Linked DNA regions of Homo sapiens: region 2 is linked to region 1. The links are chromatin contacts, found by Hi-C or POLR2A ChIA-PET in ENCODE. All regions are on one chromosome and are shown on one strand. The core of a region is the stretch at or near the end of the contact, and the rest is flanking DNA. Distances in the headings are between cores, read along the strand shown.

Region 1 (4,561 bases), core at 1,282-3,781:
GGTTGGAACAGTTTGGAGTGCTCAGAAACAGACAGAAAGATGTGGGAAAGTTTGGAACTCCTAGATACTTGTTGAAAGGTTTTGACCAAAATGCTGATAGTGATATGGACAATGAAGTCCAGGCTGAGGTGGTCTCAGATGGAGATAAGGAACTTGTTGGGAACTGGAATAAAAGTGACTCTTGCTATACTTTAGCAAAGAGACTGGTGGCATTTTGCCCCCTGCCCTAGAGATGTGTGGAACTTTGAACTTGAGAGAGATGATTTAGAGTACCTGGCAGAAGAAATTTCTAAGCAGCAAAGCATTCAAGAGGTGACCTGATTTTTCCTGAAAGCATACAGTTATATACACTCACAAAGAGATGGTTTGAAATTGAAACTTATGATTAAAGGGGAAGCAGAGTGTAAAAGGTTGGAAAATTTGCAGCCTAACCATGTGGTAGAAAAGAAAAGCCCATTTTGGGGGGAAAAATTTAAGCCAGCTGCAGAAATTTGCATAAGTTAAAAGGAGCCAAATGTTAATAGCCAAGACAATGGGGAAAAATGTCTCCAGGGCATGTCAAAGACCTTCATGGCAGCCCCTCCCATCACAGGCCTGGAGGTCTAAGAGAGGAAAATGGTTTCATGATCCGGGCCCAGGATCCCACTGCTCTGTGCAGCCTTGGGATGTGGTGCTCTATGTCCCAGCTGCTCCAGCTCCTGCCTGGCTAAAATGTGCCAACGTACAGCTCAGGCCATTGCTTCAGAGAGTGCAAGCCCCAAACCTTGGCAGCTTCCACATGGTGTTTGGCCTGCGGGTGCACAGAAGACAAGAGTTGAGCTTTGGGAGCTTCTGCCGAGATTTCAGAGGAGGTATGGATTGGATGTCCAGGCAGAAGTCTGCAGCAGGGGCAGAGTCCTCATAGAGAACCTCTGCTAGGGCAGTGCAGAAGGAAAATGTGGGATTGGAGCCCCCACACAGAGTCCCCACTGGGGCACTGCCTAGTGGAAGAGGGCCACCATCCCCCAGACTCCAGAATAGTAGATCCATTAACAGCTTGCACCATGTACCTGGAAAAACAGCAAGCACTAAACACCAGTCCCTGAAAGCAGCCAAAGGGGTTGTACCCTGTAGAGCCACAGGGATAGAGCTGCCCAAGGCCTTGGAAGCCCATCCCTTGCATCAGCATGCCCTGGATGTGAGACATATAGTCAAAAGAGATTTTGGAGTTTTAAGAACCCTGGCTGGGTTTCACACTTGCATGGGGCCTGCAGGCCCTTTGTTTTGGCCAATTGCTCCCTTTTCAATAGGAACATTTATCATGTGAATGTACCCCCATTTTATCTTGGAAGTAACTAACTCGTTTCTGATTTAGAGTCTCATAGGCAAATCCTGTACCCCCATTTTATCTTGGAAGTAACTAATTTGTTTCTGATTTTAGAGGCTCATAGGCAAAAGGGACTTGCTTTGTCTCAGATAAGACTTTGGACTAGGACATTTGAGTTAATGTTGGAATGAGTTAAGACCTTGGGGGACTGTTGGGAAGGAATGAGATTGGTTTTGAAATATGAAAAGGACATGAGATTTGGGAGGGGCCGGGGCAGAATGATGTGGTTTGGCTCTGCATCCCCACTCAAATCTCATCTCTAACTGTAACCCCCACATATCAAGGCAGGGAACTGGTGATTGGATCATGGTGGCAGTTTCCCCCATGCTGCTGTCATGATAGTGAGGGAGTTCTCAGAAGATCTTGTTGAGTTTCCCCTGCACATTCTCTCTTTCTACCAATGCCATGTAAGATGTACCTTTCTTCCCTTTCCCCTTCTGCCATGATTGTAACCCCTTCACCTTCTGCCATGATTGTAAGTTTCCTGAGGCCTTCCCAGCCATGTGAAACTTTGAGTGAATTAAATCTTTTTTAAAAAAATAAATTTCCCAGTCTCAGGTAGTATCTTTATAGCAGTGTGAAAATGGACTAATACGTACCTGTACTCTGGAAAAAAACAGTCTAGGTTTGAATCTTGGCAGTGTTCATTATAGTTGTATACAATGACCAAATCTTGACTTCATCATCAGAAAAATGGGAATATAATATCTCTCAAGGTTGTTGGGAGAATTAAATGAGATATTCCAGATAAATCCTTGAATCACAAACAGGACATAGTAAGCCTATAATAAATATGTTGTATCTTTTTGATCACAACCAAAATTTTTAATTATTAGTGTCTTTTTATTATACTTTCTAGGCTTCTTGATGTAAGAGAGAGGAGGATAATTTCAGATTGTCTAGCTTTCATTTGTGTCTTCTGCGGATGGGGAGAGACCCAGACATACCAGATCATAGATTCTCTGACTTTCCAACTCTTAAAAAATGTAATCTTAGTTTCTTAAACAATCCTCCAGTTACACATTCAGAGAATCTTGGAATATATTACACATATTCCTGGAATGTGTTATACAAGATATCCAGAATGGAATTTTGAATAATATGACTCAGACTAGGAAATGTGAGGACAAAAATTCATGAGCTGTTTAGTGATTCACTAACACTACTAGTTTGTTCTTATAGTTATGATTCCATGTCATTGGTAGGCATGAATAACTGGACACAAATAATACCAATAGTGAGATGTTTTAAGTATCTACTACTGTATCACAAGCCATCCCAAAATGTAGTTACTTAAAACAATGACTATATTATCTCTCATGACACTGCAAGTTGGCTAGGCTCAGTCAGTTCTTCTGCTCCATGTGATACTCCCTGGGGCTGCAGTCACTGGGGGGGGTTCAACCTGGACATCCAGAACATCCAAAATGGCTTACAGTTGGTTCTGACTGTCCACTAGGAGCTTAATTAGGGCTGCCAACTGGAGCACCTCTGTTCTCCTCTACGTGGTCTTTCCATATGATCTGGGATCCTCACAGCATGGTGACTGCGTTCCAAAAGGCCAAAAGTAGAAACTTCCATTCCTCTTAAAGCCTGGACTTCAAGGTCTCAGAACATCATTTCTTCTTCTGAAATTGCTATTCTCGTGGTCATATTCAGTTATAAGTCAGAATTCAAAGAGAAGGAAAGTGAGCTCTACCTTTTGATCTGAGAAACGGTATGTACAGACAGGGAGGAGAATAAACTTACAAGATAGATATTATGTAAGCTTCATCTGGTACTTTTTAATTTTTTACCCCATTAGATCAGAGGTTGGCAAACTATGGCCTGTGAGCCAAATCCAGCTGAATGCCTGTTTTATAAATAAAATTTTATTGGAATACACATTTGTTTGTTTACATATTGACTGTAGCAGCTTTCAGGCTACAATGGCAGAGTAGAGTGGTTGTGACAGACTTTGTGGCCAGCAAAACCTAAAATATGTATTATCTGGCTATTTTCAGAAGTTTGCCAACCCCTGAGTTAGACTATTAGCTAGTTCTTGCAAGCAGGTAATACACACATACACACACACATACACAAAGAGACAGAGAGAGAGAGAGAGAGAGTGAGTCACTGACTTAACAATGGTTTGACTTACAATGTTTCAACTTTACAATGGTAAGCAGGTGATATATGCTCAGTAGAAACCATACTTCAAGTACCCATACAACTATTGTGTTTTTCACTTTCAGTATAATATTCAATAAATTAAATGAGTTATTCAAACTCTATTATAAAGTAGGTTTCTGTTAGATGATTCTGTTCAACTATAGTCTAATGTAGCTGCTCTGAGCCTACTGAAGTTAGGCTAGGTTAAGCTATAATGTTTAGTAGTTTGGTTGTATTAAATAAATGCATTTCAAGTTGATATTGTCAGCTTACAATGGCTTTACCAGGATTTAACTTCATTGTAAGTCAAGGAGCATCTGTGTCTGAGGGCGTGTGTGTGTGTGTGTCTGTGTGTGTGTGTGCATTTTTTCTTAAATCTGCGAACAGTACACCTGCCCACCAGAATTGTTCAGCAAATTAATACTCTAATGTATTTTTTGATATAGGCAGCTATTTTTGACTACTTGGTAGTAATTATTCAAATAATATATTTGTGTAATTTTTATTAAAATCATAAGACTATTCTTGTACTGTAGTTCATCATATTTACTTGTGCTTCAACCTGCTGAAGTTTTGCTAAGTGAATTTCCGTGCAAAGCAAGTAATCAAAATTCACATTTCAAATGAATCTTCATGGAAGTGTAAGTCATGGTAAAAATGGGGGAAATGTTATATATACAATGTATCAGCTTGTATCTTTAATATAGTTACAATGACTTTAAGAGGATATAGCATCACATTTTTGAAATTCTTTTGTAAAAGCTGTTTTTATTCCAAATAGCCTTTCTCTTTCTAAATTGAGCAAACTGTCATCAGAATCTTGCAGTGGTTTAAATTTCTGATATATTTCCCTGGAGAGCAACATAATCTTGACTTATGGAGATGTGTATTTATGAGTGTTTACTATATACTCACGAGTATTAATTAGGTTGTTTTTAATAGTCTCAAACATAACTAAAATATTTGCAAGACTCTTTATTATATGTGGTGGGAGAATATAAAGATACGTACTCCACGAATCTCAAATGTATTACCTAGGTTAGG
Region 2 (4,561 bases), core at 1,128-3,627, 170 kb before region 1:
TTTAAATCAGAATATTTTTATGTTTGGCCATATTTTACATGTTTTTTTTTTCATCACTTAATTTTGAATTATCTTTTGAAATTTTTTTCCAACTCTTCAACTTTCTCTATCCAGTTTAAGATCACTATATTTAATACTCCCTAATGTCTATAGTACTTGGATAAGCAAGATAAATAAAATCAAGGGCATAGCATTGGAATGTGAATTGCATTATGCATTGAGAATGATTCAGGATCTGACAAGCCAGATGAATACTAAAGCAGCAACAGAAATACTTTCCACTGGTATGTTCACAAATTCAGAAGACCACATCACATGCACCGAAGGCCACATTTTATGCCAGTCTGTTAAACTCTAAATGCAAGCTTTTAACATAAAAATGAAACAGGGAGTTACATGACTATGTAACCATATAATTTCTTCTTTTGTGTGGGTGCTTTTGTTTTTGTTTTGCGTTTAACCCAGTGAGTTATTACTAGTTTAATACCTTCTGTTGGGATAAAAGAAACAAAAAGGAGAAAGGACAGGTTAGCCTCTTAACACAGTCCCCAAAAAAGGACAAAAATGGAGCATCTTTCATCTTTCATGGTTATTATTTGTGAGACTATAATTAGATCCTCCAGAATAATCATTATAATTCATATACTACATATAAGTCACTCACTCTTTTATGACATAAAACATAATGGTCCTTTCTATATCTATGTAAATAAACCTCCCCCACCCTGTATCTTTAAGAATCAGTGTGACATAGCTCCAAAATTAGATACTCCATTAAATTGATGAGTAAATAAATTATAAAGATCAGCAATCCTTTCTAATTTATATGCTACTTAAAGGTGTTATAATGCAAAACTTGCTTGTAACATTTCCAGGCATTCCACTCATCTAAATTAAATACAATGCACATATTTGATGGATAGATTTGCTATTTATATTTATATATCAATGACTGCTTCCTTTACAAATGGCTAAACCACCCTCAAGTAAAGCAAACACAGAAAATGCATGATTATTCCACATTTTCAGCGAACCTATGGATGCATTTGATTTTATACACATTGGCAGAGTGCAGCCCTTATGTCTTGGAATAGGAAATTCACAAGCCGCCAAAGAGGAAGAGACAGCTCTCATTTTTTGTCTTTAAATACACTCTGTGTCTTTTCTTTGCGATTCATCCAGGCTTTTGCTTCTTATTTGTATTTTGTTTGTTCCTCTGTGAGTTGGAGGTTTTGTTTTTGTTTTCAATACTAAAGGGATGTCCATAAAAGGTCATATTACCATTGAAAATACTTAAGCTCTGTTTTTCCCCTTTCAGAACAATATATCACTTCATTTGCCTAAATTCACTCAGCTTTTGTGGGTTTTCACATGTGTTACTTGAGAATGTTGGCAGATCTGGAATTTTATGAGGAGAACTGCCCTAGAGGTTGCTTTTTTTCAAATCTTATGGAGAAGTTTCTCTCCACAGCTCTCCAGGCTCAGGTCACAAGCTTTCTTTGCAGCATGTCAGGAGGCAATTAGAGCATTTGTTCAGGCTGGAATGCCCTCTTCTCTCAGAGGCTGCTCTTACTGAATTTGTTGGGCTTTTAATGTAATGTTGAAATCTGTTCCTGCTTGACTCCTACAGCTGGTTTTGATCAGGCTCCTCTAAAGAGGAAGTTTCAATTAGCACAGCTCCAAATGTGCTCGGGAGGTATATTTTATGACTACTCAACTAACAGCACTCTTTGTTCCTAGTGGTGTGTGACTCCTTAACAAACACAGCCATTCGTGTGAGTCACGGAGTGACTTTATAGCAAGGCTAGGCTTTGCCAAAACCAGAAGAATGAGACAGCCAAATTGAATTAGTGGTTGAAACACATTAATTTATGCTAGATAAATGTTATTGTGGTCCCGTGGGCAAGTACTCAGGTCATAGGCTTTATGAACTATTTGCAGCAAGAGGGCTTGGTGGCAGTAAATCAGCTCTAGAGCAGGACTTTGCAGAGGACTTACAGCCACTTACTCTCCTGTTTCCTTAAATTGCCTCTGCCATTTTCCCCTCCTTCCACTGAGATAGCTCACCATTTCGTACACAGTTTGTGATATTTAACATATAAGCAGTTGGATTAATGATTTGTGTAGGCTTCGCTTGACTCTGGTTGAGATGTGGCCATCTATTATGCCTGTGGCCCTCGCCACAGGCAGCTGTGTGTTTATCATTCCAGACTACAGATCTCAGTGGGTACAGAGCTCTGGCTCAGCACCAGCTTTCGGAGTCCGTGCAGCTGTGCCGTAAATGGAAACCTTGATGCCTCAAACACAGCACACACAACCAAGTCCTGACAAGGCTGTTTCTCTTCTGGGAAGGAATTAGATCCACTTAAGGCTGGATTATTTCTAGAGTAAGAAAAGTAGAAATAAGTGTTTTCTGGCTGCAAATTGTGGCAAGTGAGAGATGATGCCAAGAAAGAATTATGCATAAATGATAGTGTTTAAACTTGTTTTTATGTGTTTAAATGTGTATCTGCCAAAAATCTGACAAGGCCTTCCTGTTGGCATTTTTTCAGAGAGAGACCACTCACACACCAAGCATTTTCTTAATAAAGAAATAATTGTAAATCACTAGCGTCTAGGCAGGTGATAACCAGTTGACCTTAAACATGATCTCTTGCAAAACCCGGGGAAAACAACGGGCTGGGTAAAGAGTGATGAATCACTGCCTCCCTCCCTCCAAACCACCAAAAATGCCAGAGCATCAGTCAAGTCCCTGGAAATTTAGTGCCATGAATAAGGGGCTAAGCTTCAGACTTACTTCTAGGTTTAAACACTCATGGAACCCTTCTTGGCTTGGCAATCTTGAGCAAATGGCTACTCTCTGTCTGTGTCCTCACATATGAAATGGAGATAGTGGTAATATCTACTTTTGCAGGGCTCTTTTTAAGATTAAAGAAGTTCATGAACGTAAGCCATTAACAAAGGGAATGAGGAACAAGGTTAGCCCTCAACAAACAATAGCTTGCGTTAATTATTGGTATTGCTGTTGTTACTGCTGTGGATCCAAAAGAAGGCCTTCTTTACCTTTTATTTTAATTCCCCAGTGGCTAGTGGAAGGAGCTGCTGGTGCAGTAGAGGTTACCTTTTCCTGGTATAATCTCTCCTTGTAGATGGAAGAATACCCAAGAGCCACTCACCATATTCTGTTCAGCCCGTTGACCTTGACCTGCCTAACCCTTTAGGCTTACACTGCTCTGATGTTTGCTTTTTATGTTTGAAGACAGCTGCTATGACATTTATCATAAATATTTAGCATACAGCAGAAAGGCTTGACACATGTCAGGTTCTCATCACATTTCTCCTGAATTCAATTTTGTGTTAATGAATGCCTATGTATGTGCTTAAAGCTCTATGTTTAGACTTTGGGATAAAACTTCCCCCAAATTCAGCACAATTTCCTAAGATTAGATAAATGATATCTTTTCCAGATTTAGAAAAAAAATGCTGTGTACCCTTTAATCCTGGAAAAACAAAAAGGAAAATAAATACAATCTAGCCTCGGGCCCTTTAAGTTTTCTGAATTAGTTGAATCCTACGTATGTTGCTCCAGCTCAGTTCTCAACTAAAACCCATTAAACTGTTCGGATTTAATGTATCTGTTGCTATGCATTCATTACCTGGTTACTTGGTTGATTTAAATTTTTAAAAAACACACAAATTTAGTCAAAACTTTTTAATCCATCTATGTGTATAAGCACATTAAAATATGTTTTTGTTCTGCTTCCCATTTTAAATTAGAGTTCCTTAAGAGCAGGTCCTGTGTCTTCTCAAACTCCAAAAAGTGTCTATAGCACCTTTTACAACATGTACCTACTGAATGTTAAATACAAAATGATATATGTGGCTTAATTTCCCATGGTCAATTTTACCTTCTAAGTCTCAAGCAGAATTTCTTATCCCATGGATTTTTTACTGAGTTACTAAGAAAAAATAAGTATAAAGAATGTCTCGTCTTCAATATTAAAAGCTCCACGAGAGCAAGGACTCTGTCTCCTTAGTTCTTCCTCCCTAGTTCATCCGAGTGCCTAAAATAGTCCTCTGGCACACATGCCCTGAAATATTTGTTGAAATAATTATTTTATTTTATTTATTTTTATTTATTTATTTATTTAGTTTGAGACGGAGTCTCCCGCCTGTCACCCAGGCTGGAGTGCAGTGGCATGATCTTGGCTCACTGCAACCTCTGCTTCCCAGGTTCAAGCGATTCTCCTGCCTCAGCCTCCCAAGTAGCTGGGACTACAGGTGTGTGCCAGCACGCCCAGCTAATTTTTGTATTTTTAGTAGAGACGAGGTTTCACGATATTAGCCAGGCTGGTCTCAAACTCCTGACCTTGTGATCTGCCCACCTCAGCTTCCCAAAGTGCTAGGATTACTGGCGTGAGCCACCGCACCTGGCCGAAATAATGGTTGAGTTAACAAAAAGTGGCTGAACAATAAATTAACTCTTATTTCTTCTTTGTGTTTTTTACTTCCTTCAAGTCACGTTTTCTGCTTATTTTTTTTCTCTACTTATTAACCTTGT

The links. Hi-C counts contacts between places; a loop is a spot of excess contacts on that map. ChIA-PET counts read pairs that join two places held with the same protein, here RNA polymerase II (POLR2A). Pooled maps may share reads with other maps.
Region 2: a loop to region 1 is called in a map of endothelial cell of umbilical vein, with 2.2 times the contacts of the local background. The contact joins two enhancer-like sites. A Hi-C loop is called at or near these places in 3 of 168 maps with a recorded cell type or tissue (IMR-90, chondrocyte and endothelial cell of umbilical vein) and 5 of 50 pooled maps. POLR2A ChIA-PET finds 5 or more read pairs at or near these places in 4 of 52 experiments (AG04450, BJ, HEK293 and 1 more).

Annotation. Positions count from the first base shown.
Region 1 is chr5:125,309,846-125,314,406 of GRCh38, reverse strand. All of the region lies in intron 4 of LOC101927421 (a long non-coding RNA gene), which reads right to left. Among named protein-coding and RNA genes, the nearest start is that of LINC02240, 180 kb to the left of the region's middle. Within about 2 kb of position 2,531, at least 4 of the 41 ENCODE cell types and tissues checked have a DNase peak (open chromatin) inside an H3K27ac peak, as active enhancers do; they include endothelial cell of umbilical vein, where a contact is called at or near this core.
Region 2 is chr5:125,482,532-125,487,092 of GRCh38, reverse strand. All of the region lies in intron 8 of LOC124901056 (a long non-coding RNA gene), which reads left to right. Among named protein-coding and RNA genes, the nearest start is that of LINC02240, 8.4 kb to the left of the region's middle. Within about 2 kb of position 2,377, at least 26 of the 41 ENCODE cell types and tissues checked have a DNase peak (open chromatin) inside an H3K27ac peak, as active enhancers do; they include endothelial cell of umbilical vein, where a contact is called at or near this core.